2 separate regions of the Homo sapiens genome follow, and region 1 is linked to region 2. A link is a contact called in ENCODE Hi-C data. All regions are on one chromosome and are shown on one strand. The core of a region is the stretch at or near the end of the contact, and the rest is flanking DNA. Distances in the headings are between cores, read along the strand shown. Region 1 holds the start of LPAR6 (lysophosphatidic acid receptor 6). Region 2 overlaps LOC105370198 (a long non-coding RNA gene).

Region 1 (6,936 bases), core at 1-2,500, 290 kb after region 2:
GAAAATTACAATCCTTGAGAGATATGTTTTCCATGTGGCTTCTGGAAAATTTTCAAAGCAGGCTTCTGAGGCATTGTTACCCTGAGAGTGGGTAGACTGAACAAAAACGGCGGGTGCACTTCCTCCGATCACAGTTAACCACACGCCAGTGCAAACAATCTTTGCATTTCTTTTGGTTCTTAGAGTCTTTGACTTAAATGGGTAGACAATTGCCAGAAATCGATCTACACTAATACAGGTTAAGAACAGAATGCTTCCGTACATGTTGGTATAAAACAGCATCACAGAAATCTTACAAAGTAAATCTCCAAATGGCCAATTCCGTGTTGTGAAGTAAAAAATCCTGAAGGGTAAAGTAAAAACAAAAAGCAAGTCTGACATTGCCAAGTTAATCATGTAAGTTGTAGTTTCATTTCGGACTTTGAGGACGCAGATGAAAATGTATATGGCAACACAATTGGATATTAACCCAAGCACAAACACCATGCTGAACATGCACCCATACAAAGTGTACTTAAAGGAGTCATTATAGAAGCAGTGGGAGCTGTTAACGCTTACCATCGTAAAGGCACGTCCAATTTTCAGTTTGGAAGCACTTTCATCAGCTGCAGTCTCCTTTGGGATTCAGATTATAACCTCTATAACCTCCAATTTATTTGCAAATTATCTGGATCTTTGGATGGTTTTATAAATATTTCCTTTTTCTCAGAAATACCCAAAAGAAACATGAAATTTGTTGCTGTAAAATTTCCGCTGGGTTCTTCAACAGGAAAATATTTTCATTTGTTAGTCTTTAGAAAATCCATGAATTCCAAGGCTCAGTTAACTGACGAGCAACCTTTAAAAAATACAGTCAACGAGTCCAACCCATAGGATTATAAATTTAAAGAAAAGCTGTGATCTGTGACCAGAATGAAACCACTTGTCTTCTAAACTTGTATTTCAGTAGTCAAGATGAATACTCCAAAGTTAATGTTTCTTTATGCCTCAGAATGTTAAGCTTAAGTTATCAATCTTATTTTCTTTTCAGTGCAGAGTTTCAGAGACTTAAACATTCCCAATTTGTCCCATTTTACTTCTTGCTTCTTTTAAATGAAGTTTTCCTTTTTTGTTTTCCTGCAGTGGATCCCAGATTGTGGGTAAGCAGAAGAGTCTTTTAAAGATTCCGAAATAAACTCCCAAGCTTGTTAGCTCTTGTTGAATTGAGGCCTTTTCCTCAGTTGCCAGTTGTATCTTGAGGTCGCTTTCTCTGAAGTGAAAAAGAAAGGCTTCCTAGATTTGTAATATGACATCACAGGAAGAAGAGGCTGGGTTTGGACAAAGAAACTTTCAGCCCAGTTTGTTTGCACTTCCTTTAATCTGATAATGTGTCTGCTGGGAATATACCTAGGAGGCTTGCAAATGGTCACTGGCTGTTGAACTGCGTGGTCTGCTCATTAACTCTTTTTATGTGGAAATGCCTTCTGCGGTGCTGGCAACCTCTCAGAGTTGTTTTGATTTGTTTCAGTAGTAATAATTGAAAGAAAAAAATCACTATTCAGCCTGTTCTCTTATTCGATTGTTTTCGTGTTTGGGATATGACAATTTAGAAAAGAAAATGTGTATGGGTGTGTATTTATAAATTGAAATTGTTAGTGATATCTTAACATAGCATTTCAAAGAACTGTTTAATGACTATGAAACAGGGGCCTTTAACCTTTAAGGTATAACAAGCATTTGACTCTTGGTTTCTGAAAAATACTCAATATTTAATTGTTATCATTATGAGTAGCTCTTATCCTGGGTCTCATTAGTTTTTGATAAGCAATTTTCTAACATTCTTTCCTCTTTCCTATGCAGTTGTATTAATATTTTAGAGCTGTTTAAATTTTTAAATTACTCATTTCTCCAAAAGAACAAACTCAAGAATGTTTATCTTTGGTGTGGTGTTAATTTTACTTTCTAAGCACAAAATGAAATTGCATCTTTTTAAGCAAAATTTTTTTAACCTTAAATTGATTGAAATAAGGTTTAGAGAATAAAAATCCTACTACTTGGCAAAATTTTAGGTTCATAGTCTTATCTTCCTTCTTCCTCCCAGCTCTTCCCTTAACCCCTTAATATGACATTAACTATATATTGAAATATATTTCAGATTTTGTCTCCATCTAAAAGTTTCTATGAATGGTTTATATGTTTATATTTAAAGTATACTCATATTTTGGGCCAGGTGCAGTGGCTCACGCCTATAATCCCAGCACTTTGGAAGGCCGAGGCAGGTGGATCACCTGAGATCAGGAGTTTGAGAGCAGCCTGGCCAAAATGGCGAAACCCCATCTCTACCAAAAATACAAAACTAGCCTAGGGCAATAGTGCGTGCCTGTAGTCCCAGCTACCCAGGAGACTGAGGCAGGAGAATCGCTTGAACCTGGGAGGCAGATGTTGCAGTGAACCAAGATCAAGCCACTGCACTCCAGCCTGGGCGACAGCGAGACTATCTCAAAAAAAAAAAAAAAAAGTATACTTATATTTTAAAGACTCCAAAATCAGAAGAAGAAAGTGTGTGTAAGGTGAGGGTACTTAAATGTAGGTGTTATTTCCTCAAAGATTGAGGATATCACAACCTCTATGGCACATGTTTTTCTTGTTTTAAATATCATTTTCTTCAGAAAAGGCTAGATCTAGTTATGCCTTACTGTTATTATTTTTTTAATTTGGTCTAGTTTAAGCTGAAACTCTTCCTCTTGGGTATTAAGTAATTTAAGAACAATTTATTTTTTTCTCATAAATTACTTAGCTAGCTTAAAAATAACTTATTACAGTAAAATGTTTTGTGTTGTTTTGCACCATTCTTTCACACTCAGCAATTTTTGTCATTTGTTGATGAACTATAATCTATTTCTACTGTCTGGACTAGAAAATTCATCTATTATCAAATGACAAAAAAAGATGAGTATTACTTATAACCAATACTTAAAATTTTGAAGGGTTGAATATCTTTTATATCACATTTGGTATAGAAAAGATGTATGTGTGTGTTCTTATTAGAAGGCTGGTAGAAGCTGAGTGAGCATTAATGAAAAAAGGAGTGGTTAATAAGCTTGTATTCTCATTGGAAAAAATTTTCTGTTAGTAGTTATGTCTTACTGTTATTTTTTTTTTATTTGGTTCAGTATGTTTTAAAAAAACAAAATCTTAGTAATCTTCTTTCAAATTGATAGTCTCCTCTTTAGTCATCTTTAATTAATGAAATATATGCAGTTGTATATGCTGATCTCATCCTACTTTTACTTTCATTTTGAATATGGCGGCATTTTCTCATTCAAATAATTAAAATTTATTAATTCTACTTGGAATATTTTTCTACATATTGTCATTACTCACTTGACTTGTTATTCACTTAAGTCATTCATCTATAGTTTTTTCTTTTCTTTTCTTTTTCTTTTTCTTTCTTTCTTTTTTTTTTCTCACTCTGCCGCCCAGGCTGGAGTGCAGTGGTGCGATCTTGTCTTACTGCAACCTCTGCCTCCCAGGTTCCAGCAATTTTCCCACCTCAGCCTCCCGAGTAGCTGGGATTATGGGCACCCGCCACCACACCCAGCTAATTTTTGTATTTTTAGTAGAGATAGGGTTTTACCATGTGGCCAGGCTGGTCTTGAACTCCTGACCTCAAGTCATCCACCCACTTCAGCCTCCCCAAGTGCTGGGATTCCATGTGTGAGCCACCGTGCCCGGCCTGTTCATTTATAGTTTTTTAATGTTTGAGTTACTGGGGCTTAAAAATGGATAGATCACTATTTGTTGAATTAGGCTTTTCATTATTATCAGTATCATAGTAAATGTTTGTATAATTCTTACCACAATTCTTGGTTCTTTGTAGATGATTCTCACATGTTTGCTGATGAATGAATCATAAACTTGAATTTTGTTGCCAGTTGTTTCTACTGAGGAAGAGCCATAGCAGAGGGACTGTTTGAACAGGAAGAAGATAATTGAATACTGCATTTTTTCCAGATATTAAATTTGGCCTCTAATTAAGGAACCAAAGGGGAATTTAGAAACTTTGAAAAATTCTTAGGTTAGAATTGGAAAAATACAGAGTAACTACTTGCAAAGGGAGGTAATGAATCCATATAATCAATTATATTTAATAGATACTTTTGTATTTGATAAACTCAGGCAAACTGTTATTTTAATGTGAGATCTCTACACTTCTGGAACTTAACTCTGAGAATCAACTTATTTCTTATATGGATTTTTTGGGGGGAGCGAAAATTAAACAGAGCCAGATAGATGTTAAAATGGTGAACACAGGAACAGCTGGAGTCTGCAGCTCCCAGCGAAATCAACGCAGAAGGTGGGTGATTTCTCTATTTCCAACTGAGGTACCCAGCTCATCTCATTGAGACTGGTCAGACAGGGGGTGCAGCCCATGGAAGGCGAGCCAAAGCAGGGTGGGGCATCGCCTTACACGGGAAGTGCAAGGGGCCAGGGAACTTCCTCCCCTAGCTAAGGGAAGCCATGAGGGAATGTGCCACGAGGAACGATGCATTCCGGCCCAGACTCTATGCCTTTTCCGTGATCTTCACAACCCTTAGACCAGGCAATTCCCTCGGGTGCCTACACCACCCAGGCCCTGGGTTTCAAGCACAAAACTGGGCAGCCGTTTGGGCAGACACCGAGCTAGCTGCAGGATTTTTTCTTTTTCGTACTCCAGTGGCACCTGAAACACCAGTGAGACAGAACTGTTAACTCCCCTGGAACAGGGGCTGAAGCCAGGGAGCCAAGTGGTCTAGCTCAGTGGATCCCACCCCCACAGAGCCCAGCAAGCTAAGATCCACTGGCTTGAAACTCTTACTGCCAGCACAGGAGTCTGAAGTCGACCTGGGATGCTGGAGCTTGGTGGGAGGAGGGGCTTCTGCCATTACTGAGGCTTGAGTAGGTGGTTTTCACCTCACAGTGTAAGCAAAGCCACCGGGAAGTTTGAACTGGGTGGAGCCCACTGTAGCCCAACTGCTTCTCTAGAGTCCTCCTCTCTGGGCAGGGCATCTCTGAAAAAAAGGCAGCAGCCCCAGTCAGGGGCTTATAGATAAAACTGCCATCTCCCTGGGACAGAGCACCTGGGGGAAGGGTGCTATGGGTGGCTATTGGTGCAGCTTCAGCAGACTTAAACGTTCCTGCCTGCTGGCTCTGAAGAGAGCAGCAGATCTCCCAGGACATTGCTCGAGCTCTGCTAAGGGACAGACTGCCTCCTCAAGTGGGTCTCTGACCCCCATGTCTCCTGACTGGGAAACACCTCCCAGCAGGAATCGACAGACAACTCACACAGGAGAGCTCCAGCTGCCGTCTGGTGGGTGCCCCTCTGGGACAAAGCTTCCAGAGGAAGGAACAGGCAGCAATCTTTGTTGTTCTGCAACCTCTGCTGGTGATATCCAGACAAACAGGGTCTGGAGTGGACCTCCAGCAAATTCCAGCAGACCTGCAGCAGAGGGGCCTGACTGTTAGAAGGAGAACTAACAAACAGAAATGAATAGCATCAATATCAACAAAAAGGACTTCCACACAGAAACCCCATTTGAAGGTCACCAACATCGAAGACCAAAGGTAGATAAATCCATGAAGATGAGGAAAAACCAGCGCAAAAAGGCTGACAATTCCAAAAACCAGAATGCCTTTTCTCTTCCAAAGAATCACAACTCCTCGCCAGCAAGGGAACAAAACTGGACAGAGAATAATAAACTCCTCCAAGCCAAAGGACCATGTTCTAACCCAATGCAAGGAAGCTAAAAACCTTGAAAAAAGGTTAGAGGAATTGCTACCTAAAATAAGCAGTTTAGAGAAGAACATAAATGACCTGATGGAGCTGAAAAACACAGCACAAGAACTTCGTGAAGCATACACAAGTATCAACAGCCAAAGCAGAAGAAAGGATATCAGAGATTGAAGATCACCTTTATGAAATAAAGTGTGAAGACAAGATTAGAGGAAAAAGAATGAAAAGAAACGAACAAAGCCTCCAAGAAATAGGGGACTATGTGAAAAGACCAAACCTATGTTTGATTGTCCCTGTACCTGAAAGTGACAGGGAGAATTGAACCAAGTTGGAAAACACTCTTCAGGATATTATCCAGGAGAATTTCCCCAACCTAGCACGACAGGCCAACATTCCAATTCAGGAAATACAGAGAACACCACAAAGATACTCCTCAAGAAGAGCAACCCCAAGACACATAATCGTCAGATTCACCAAGGTTGAAATGAAGGAAAAAATGTTAAAAGCAGCCAGAGAGAAAGGTCGGGTTACCTACAAAGGGAAGCCCATCAGACTAATAGTGGATCTCTCTGCAGAAACCCTACAGGCCAGAAAAGAGTGGGGGCCAATATTCAACATTCTTAAAGAAAGGAATTTTCAACCCAGAATTTTGTATCCAGCCAAACTAAGCTTCATAAGTGAATGAGAAATAAAATCCTTCACAGATAAGCAAATGTTGAGAGATTTTGTCACCACCAGGCCTGCATTACAAGAGCTCCTGAAGGAAGCACTAAATATGGAAAGGAAAAATTGGTCCCAGCCACTGCAAAAACATACCAAATTGTAAAGACCATTGACACTATGAAGAAACTAATGGGCATCAACTAATGGGCAAACTAACTGGCTAGCATCATAATGACAGGATCAGATTCACATATAACAATATTAACCTTAAAAGTAAACGGGCTAAGTGCCACAATTAAAAGACACAGACTGGCAAGTTGGATAAAGAGTCAAGACCCATCAGTGTGCTGTATTCAGGAGACTCATCTCACATGCAAAGACACGTGCTCTAAATAAGGGAATGGAGGAAGATTTACCAAGCAAATGGAAAGCAAAAAAAAAAAAAAGCAGGGGTTGCAATCCTAGTCTCTGATAAAACAGACTTTAAACCAACGAAGATCAAAAAAGACAAGAAGGGCATT
Region 2 (6,183 bases), core at 2,914-5,413:
ATTTATCCTTGAATTCATGTCTTCTCCATCACAGAATCCTATCCTATCCTATCCTATCCTATCGTCAGGCTTCCTCAGACCTGAGAAAGGAAGCAAGCTTTGTGAGCTAATAAATAAACACGGCCAGTAGGAACCAAGGTGGATGTTCAGGATCAGAAATAGGGTAGATGAAAATAGTTTATAAAAAAAGAGTTTGAGAGAGGGGGAGGGAAACTGAATAACTAACCGAAAGCAGTAGGTGGTCAACACCATACAGTATGAAGGAACCACGAATACAAAACAAGGAAAACAAAAGACAGATTTTCAGAGTGCTGCCATGATGCACACAATTTCAAATAAAAGCTATGGTGAGTTTTAGCAAAATTTGGATATAAGAGATTTGGTTTTCAGATCCTGAGTCTCCTTTTTTGGCAGTGTTTTCTCATATCTGCGGTCTCTTCTCTTTAAGCACCAGAGGCCCCTCTATTCCTCACCAAGGAGAAAATATTGATGTAGACTCTTGGTGTGTAAGGCAAGACATAATCTTCCAAGAGTATCTGAAAGCTTCATCTTTATGTGGAAGGAATTTTCAGGTAAAAAGCTGGTGTGGAATTATACGAACCTTCCTGGTGTCCCTTCTCTCAAACCTCCCTAGAGGCACTTTCTATTTTTACTCTCTCTTCCTTGGTGCCATTTGTAACAGTGGGTATCTAGTTTACAAGGCACATCTTCACCCTGTCTTTGACTGGATTGAAAGAGGTTCCTTTCTCTAAGAAACAGCAGAATTCATGTAAGGAAAAGGCTATTTAGGTGAAATCGTGCTATGATATTTTGCTATGTCCAATCTATGATAAGGTCTTTGAAGGCCTATTATTGAGATGTGAAGTGTAAGGAAGCCAGTAGTCATTGAAAATTGCATTTCACGTAGAAACGTGCATCGCATTTGCTGAGGACATGAGTACCAGGGCTGGTGCTCTGAGCATGCCAGCGCTTGTTTACATGGGGCTGAAGGATGGCTTCCTCACTCGAACTACAAGGGCTGCCCCACCCTGCACTGGACTCAATGGAAGGAAGGGCGGGGTTGGCACAAAAAGTTTTGACAATACTCCAGTTCTTTGCACCCCAAATATTTACTGAAACAGTCGGATAATTCTTTAGGGAGACCAGGCCTAACACTACAAAAGGTGGCAAAGAGCCAGGAGGAGAAAAAAATGCTCCCGTTTGGTAAGGTTGTGTTTATTTTTGCCTGTAATAAATGCAGAAACAACAATACAGAAATACAGAAATTGTCCTACACACACCCTCTTCAAACTGATCACGCATTTGAAAATTTAGCTTCAGGGAAACCAGCCACTGCAGCTTCTATTCAGGCATTCCTGGTCCTGCAGGCAGCTGTTTCCTCTGCTTGGAATAGTGTCTCTTCTCACTGAAGCCCACCTTTCTTCTGATTCCTCTGCAGTCTTCTCCACATCCCACTGCCTGTATTAAGCCTCTCCCAGTTGTCCCAGCCCACAGTAATCTCTCTGTTCTTGGGCCTCCTACAGCACTCACTTGGCAAGTGTGGTGGCATTTATCTGCTTGTCCACTCAGCTCCTCTCCTTACCACTGGACCTTACACGGAATAGTCAACCTTCACTACATACGCCTACAAACAATGACAAGTTATTATAGTATAGTGGTTTAGGTGCACCATTGTCAAGTTCATGTTTGTGTGATTTGTAAACTCAAATGAAGAAGTTGGGCCAGGCGCGAATGCTCAGGCCTGTAATCCCAGCATTTTGGGAGGCCGAGGTGGGTGGATCACAAGAGGTCAGGAGTTCAAGGCCAGCCTGGCCAACATGATGAAACCCCATCTCTACCAAAAGTACAAAAAATTAGCCAGGCATAGTGGTGGGCACCTGTAATCCCAGCTACTCGGGAGGCTGAGACACGAGAATCACTTGAACCTGAGAGGCAGAGGTTGCAGTGAGCCAAGATCACACCACTTTACTCCAGCCTGGGTGACAGAGCGAGATTCCATCACTCACAAACACACACACACACACCCATTAAAAAAAAAAAAGTTTTCCTTTGTTACTTTTGAAATGTAGTAAATCCCTAATGTGTAATCATTTTCAAACATCATGGATTTTGTTAGGAGGCATAAGAAACAGCACGTGGGCTAGGCACCGTGGCTCATGCCTGTAATCCCAGCGATTTGGGAGGCCGAGGCAGGTGGATCACGAAGTCAGGAGTTCAAGACCAGCCTGGCCAACACAGTGAAACCCCATGTCTACTAAAAATACAAAAAATTAGTCGGGCGTGGTACCAGGCGCCTGTAATCCCAGCTACTCAGGAGGCTGAGGCAGGAGAATTGCTTGAACCCGGGAGGCAGATGTTGCAGTGAGCTGAGACCATGCCACTGCACTCCAGCCTGGGTGACAGAGTGAGACTCCATCTCAAAAAAAAAAAAAGAAAAGAAAAGAAAAGAAAGAGCACCTGGCAGATATGGGTAGAGAGATGAAGAACTAACTGAAGAGAATGAGAAGAGCAAGGAACTGGTTCACACAGTGCGAGCCCCATTGGTGTGCTTTACGTGGTCTGCTTCACTTGGGATTTTCTTGTGTTTGTTTGTTTTTTTTTTGTTGTTGTTTTTTTTTTGTTTTTTTTTTTTGTAGAGACAAGGTGTTGCTAAGTTTTGCCCAGGCTGGTCTTGAACACCTAGCCTTGAGCAATCCTCCCAAGGCCTTCTATCTTGGGTTTAACACTGAAAGTCCTAGGCAACCCCTCAGGCAAACCAGAAAGGTGGGTCACCCTACCAGGTGGCCAGTAAGCATCTTGACAAGAAGGAAATAACGTTTTAAGTCATGAACAGAGCCCTCTTTACTTTCTTTCACTTCAAATTCCAGTGCCTCGGCCTCTCCAAGGACATTCCACTCTCCTATAACAAGCCGAGGAGCAGGCAAAAATGCCCAGGGACTAAGCAGGAGTCCTGGGTTTATTAAACTCTCTCCACTTCAGAAGCAATGCCAGGCCCATTAGGACAACTGGTGAAGGGAAAAAGCTTAAACATAGTTCTCACAAACAGAAACGAAAGGGAATATTCTGAACTGGAAACAGTGACCTTTATGGCATTATTCCAAAAGGAAAGTCAAAGGCAGAGCCTCAGGAAGGCAAATGTCCAGGATCCACAGGAACTCTGACTTATGCGGAACATTCCACACGAGGCCTGCTAATTACAGCGCTGGAGCATCTGTTTTGATAATGTTCTTTGAAATCAACTCAACCCTGAGAATGTGTGCAAATAGACGAAAAAGAAGACTGGACTGTATGACTATGAATACATTTTGGATATTGTAGCATGTAGAAGAACGAAGTAGTACATTAGGAGCATCAAAAATATACATCACTTTTTTTTTTTTTTTTTTGAGACTGAGTCTTGCTCTTGTCACCCAGGCTGGAGTGCAATGGCACGATGTCGGCTCACTGCAACCTCCGTCTCCTGGGTTCAAGCTGTTCTCCTGCCTCAGCCTCCCAAGCAGCTGGGATTACAGGCTCCCTCCACCATGCCCGGCTAATTTTTATATTTTTAGTAGAGACGGGGCTTCGCCATGTTGGCCAGGCTGGTCTCGAACTCCTGACCTCATGATCCACCCGCCTCGACCTCCCAATGTGCTGGGATTACAGGCGTGAGCCACCGCACCCAGCCACATATTTTATATTGTGTGCATTTCACAGAACAGACACATTTGAAAAAATGAAATGGGCCTGAAATAAGCATAACAATAACAACATCATTAATAATGTCATGCACAAAACTAATTAGGGCTATAGAGTTTGTGTAGTAATGGGGATTTTTTTTCCATAATAAAATGATAAAGCTAAGGATTTTAATATGTGTAATGTATAACACAGTAATTCTGAACAAAAAAGCATAATAGGAATATTGGAAATTCTAATGCTTGTTTCTCTGTATGTAATGCAGGAATAAAACTGAGTTAGTTTATACAGACTTCTGTGACCAAGAATGCTCCTGTGTACCCTGGTACAAGTGTAAGTAGGTAACTTGGCTGGGAGTTGAAATTTAGGGGATGTGGTGCAGAGATATAATTTTACCACCAGGGGGTGTTCTTTCCTCTTCCGGAATGTTGATGAGTTTATGTAATCACAAACTAACCCTAAACCAGCCCCACTAAAAATGGGCCAGGCCAGATCCCAGGAAATGGGATTAACTTACATCATTCACACAAATTCCCTCTTGCCCTTCCATTTTAGAGACTGTTGAGTTTTCCTTCAGTTGAGAGAATCATGCTGGCAGCAAGCCAATCTACATGAACTGTCGAAAACAGATTACACCCCTCCTGCTGATCAAAACAGGAGAATGATGACTTAAGAAGTTAGTGCAGGTAGCTATTTCTGATTATCCCCGGGGAGCAGGAGTTTCAAGTAAGCAAGAACTCAGCAGTTAGAAAGCAAACATCGAAAGGGTCTGAGGGGTAGAAAAGTCTCCTGCTTGAATTTTGATCTAAGCTGATTTACAACTGAAAAAGGTTGATGCCTCATTAAAGACCAGAAAAGCCTAGGAAAATTACCAGAGAGATTTTGACAGCTTCCAGAGTCAGCCAGGGAATCTGTCCCAGCCCATTAGTATAACCAAGTTTAGAAAGCAAGGCCTTGGAGAGGTGCCCCAGGGAGATGCCCAAGGGAGTCCGTCTGAACCCAGCCAAATGCTTACTCTTGAAAAAGGAAGACTTTGTCCCCTCTGTCAGCTTAGTGCCAGAAGCTCTGTCAGGGAGAAAGGCTGTGAAGCTAAGAAATATGGGATATTAGGTCACCTGCTCAACTGAAGCAAGTTCAACAAATTCAAACTTTGAGTCAATACATTATTTCCCCTTTTAATGCCCAAAAGTAATACTTGCTCATTGCTAAAACCAACAATACAGAGGCTAAAGTAAAAATCAAAGGACTGTCCTCTCATGACCAGCCCACTCTCCTCAGCCCCACTTACCAGAAATACTCACAGTTGAGAATTTGCTTATATTTTTCGGGGTTTCCTTTTTCCCATGCATTATTTCTGCAAAATGGATCAGTCTATCTGTCTGGCTCTCCATCTATTCATTCTATGCATCTATTAATCACCCATTTGGTTTGGTTTGGTTTTTGCCAAAAAGATATATATATAAAAAATATATATCATATTATATATAATATATATCATATAATATATTATATATGATATATATTCTTTTGTGTAAGTTTTTTATTTAATTGAAATGAAACTTCATTTCAATTTAATGAAGCCGACTTTTCCAAATCAGATCCATTCTTTCTTATAGTGACACAATATTCCATTGTATGGATGGTCCATAACTTTACTAAGCCAGTGCCCTACTGACGAACATTTGTGCTAGTCCCAGTTTCTTTTTCTATTACAAGAATGCTATAATAAAATTCTTAATTAAAAGATGTGGTTATTAATGGATGTGTTGTGTTAAGGATCAGACATTGTGCTAAGCCCTCTACGGGATATTAGGATGAATAAAATATGTTTCCTGCCATCTTGGAGTTTACTCTTTTGTATGGGAGAACTATTAAAAAAAATTGACATTGCAAGGTGCAGTGGCTAACGCCTGTAATCCCAGCACTTTGGGAGGCCAAGGCAGGCAGATCACTTGATCAGGAGTTTGACACCAGCCTGGCCAACATGGCAAAACCCTGTCTCTACTAAAAATACAAAAATTAGCTGGGCGTTGTGACACATGCCTGTAATCCCAGCTACTTGGGAGGCTGAGGCAGGAGAATCACTTGAACCCAGGAGACAGAGGTTGCAGTGAGCCGAGATTGAGCCACTGCACTCCAGCCTAGGCGACAGAGCAAGACCAGTCTCAAAAAAAAAAAAAAAAAAAAAAAAAAAAAAAAAAAAAAAAAAAAAATATATATATATATATATATATATATATATATATATATATAAAATGTAAGAAAAATGATTTACATACTAAATAGTTGGATTAATTATAACATATCTGCCCAGGGAGTAGAAAGTTAGGTGCTACCAATTCTGACAGTTGGAATTAGGGAAGATTTCACTGAATTGACTTCATCTCTGTAGGGATTTGCTTTAGTCTGTTTGATGTGGGGCAGTTGAGGTGGAAGCTTGTACTCTTAACAAAGTCATCCTGTTCACCATGCACTGAGGCAAGGAGCTCTACAGTTTTTGCTATT

The links. Hi-C counts contacts between places; a loop is a spot of excess contacts on that map. Pooled maps may share reads with other maps.
Region 1: a map of endothelial cell of umbilical vein shows a loop between it and region 2 (2.8-fold over the local background). The contact joins the promoter of LPAR6 here to the enhancer-like site in region 2. A Hi-C loop is called at or near these places in 2 of 168 maps with a recorded cell type or tissue (endothelial cell of umbilical vein and naive thymus-derived CD4-positive, alpha-beta T cell) and 11 of 50 pooled maps.

What each region holds. Positions count from the first base shown.
Region 1 is chr13:48,411,863-48,418,798 of GRCh38, forward strand. LPAR6 (lysophosphatidic acid receptor 6) reads right to left here and starts at 1,251. Exons shown (of 1, transcript NM_001162498.3): 1 at 1-1,251. The coding sequence starts at 561. The region is part of intron 17 of RB1 (RB transcriptional corepressor 1); the gene reads left to right. RefSeq lists an enhancer at 1-236.
Region 2 is chr13:48,122,993-48,129,175 of GRCh38, forward strand. The region is part of intron 5 of LOC105370198 (a long non-coding RNA gene); the gene reads right to left. Among named protein-coding and RNA genes, the nearest start is that of MED4, 31 kb to the left of the region's middle. Within about 2 kb of position 4,164, at least 21 of the 41 ENCODE cell types and tissues checked have a DNase peak (open chromatin) inside an H3K27ac peak, as active enhancers do; they include endothelial cell of umbilical vein, where a contact is called at or near this core.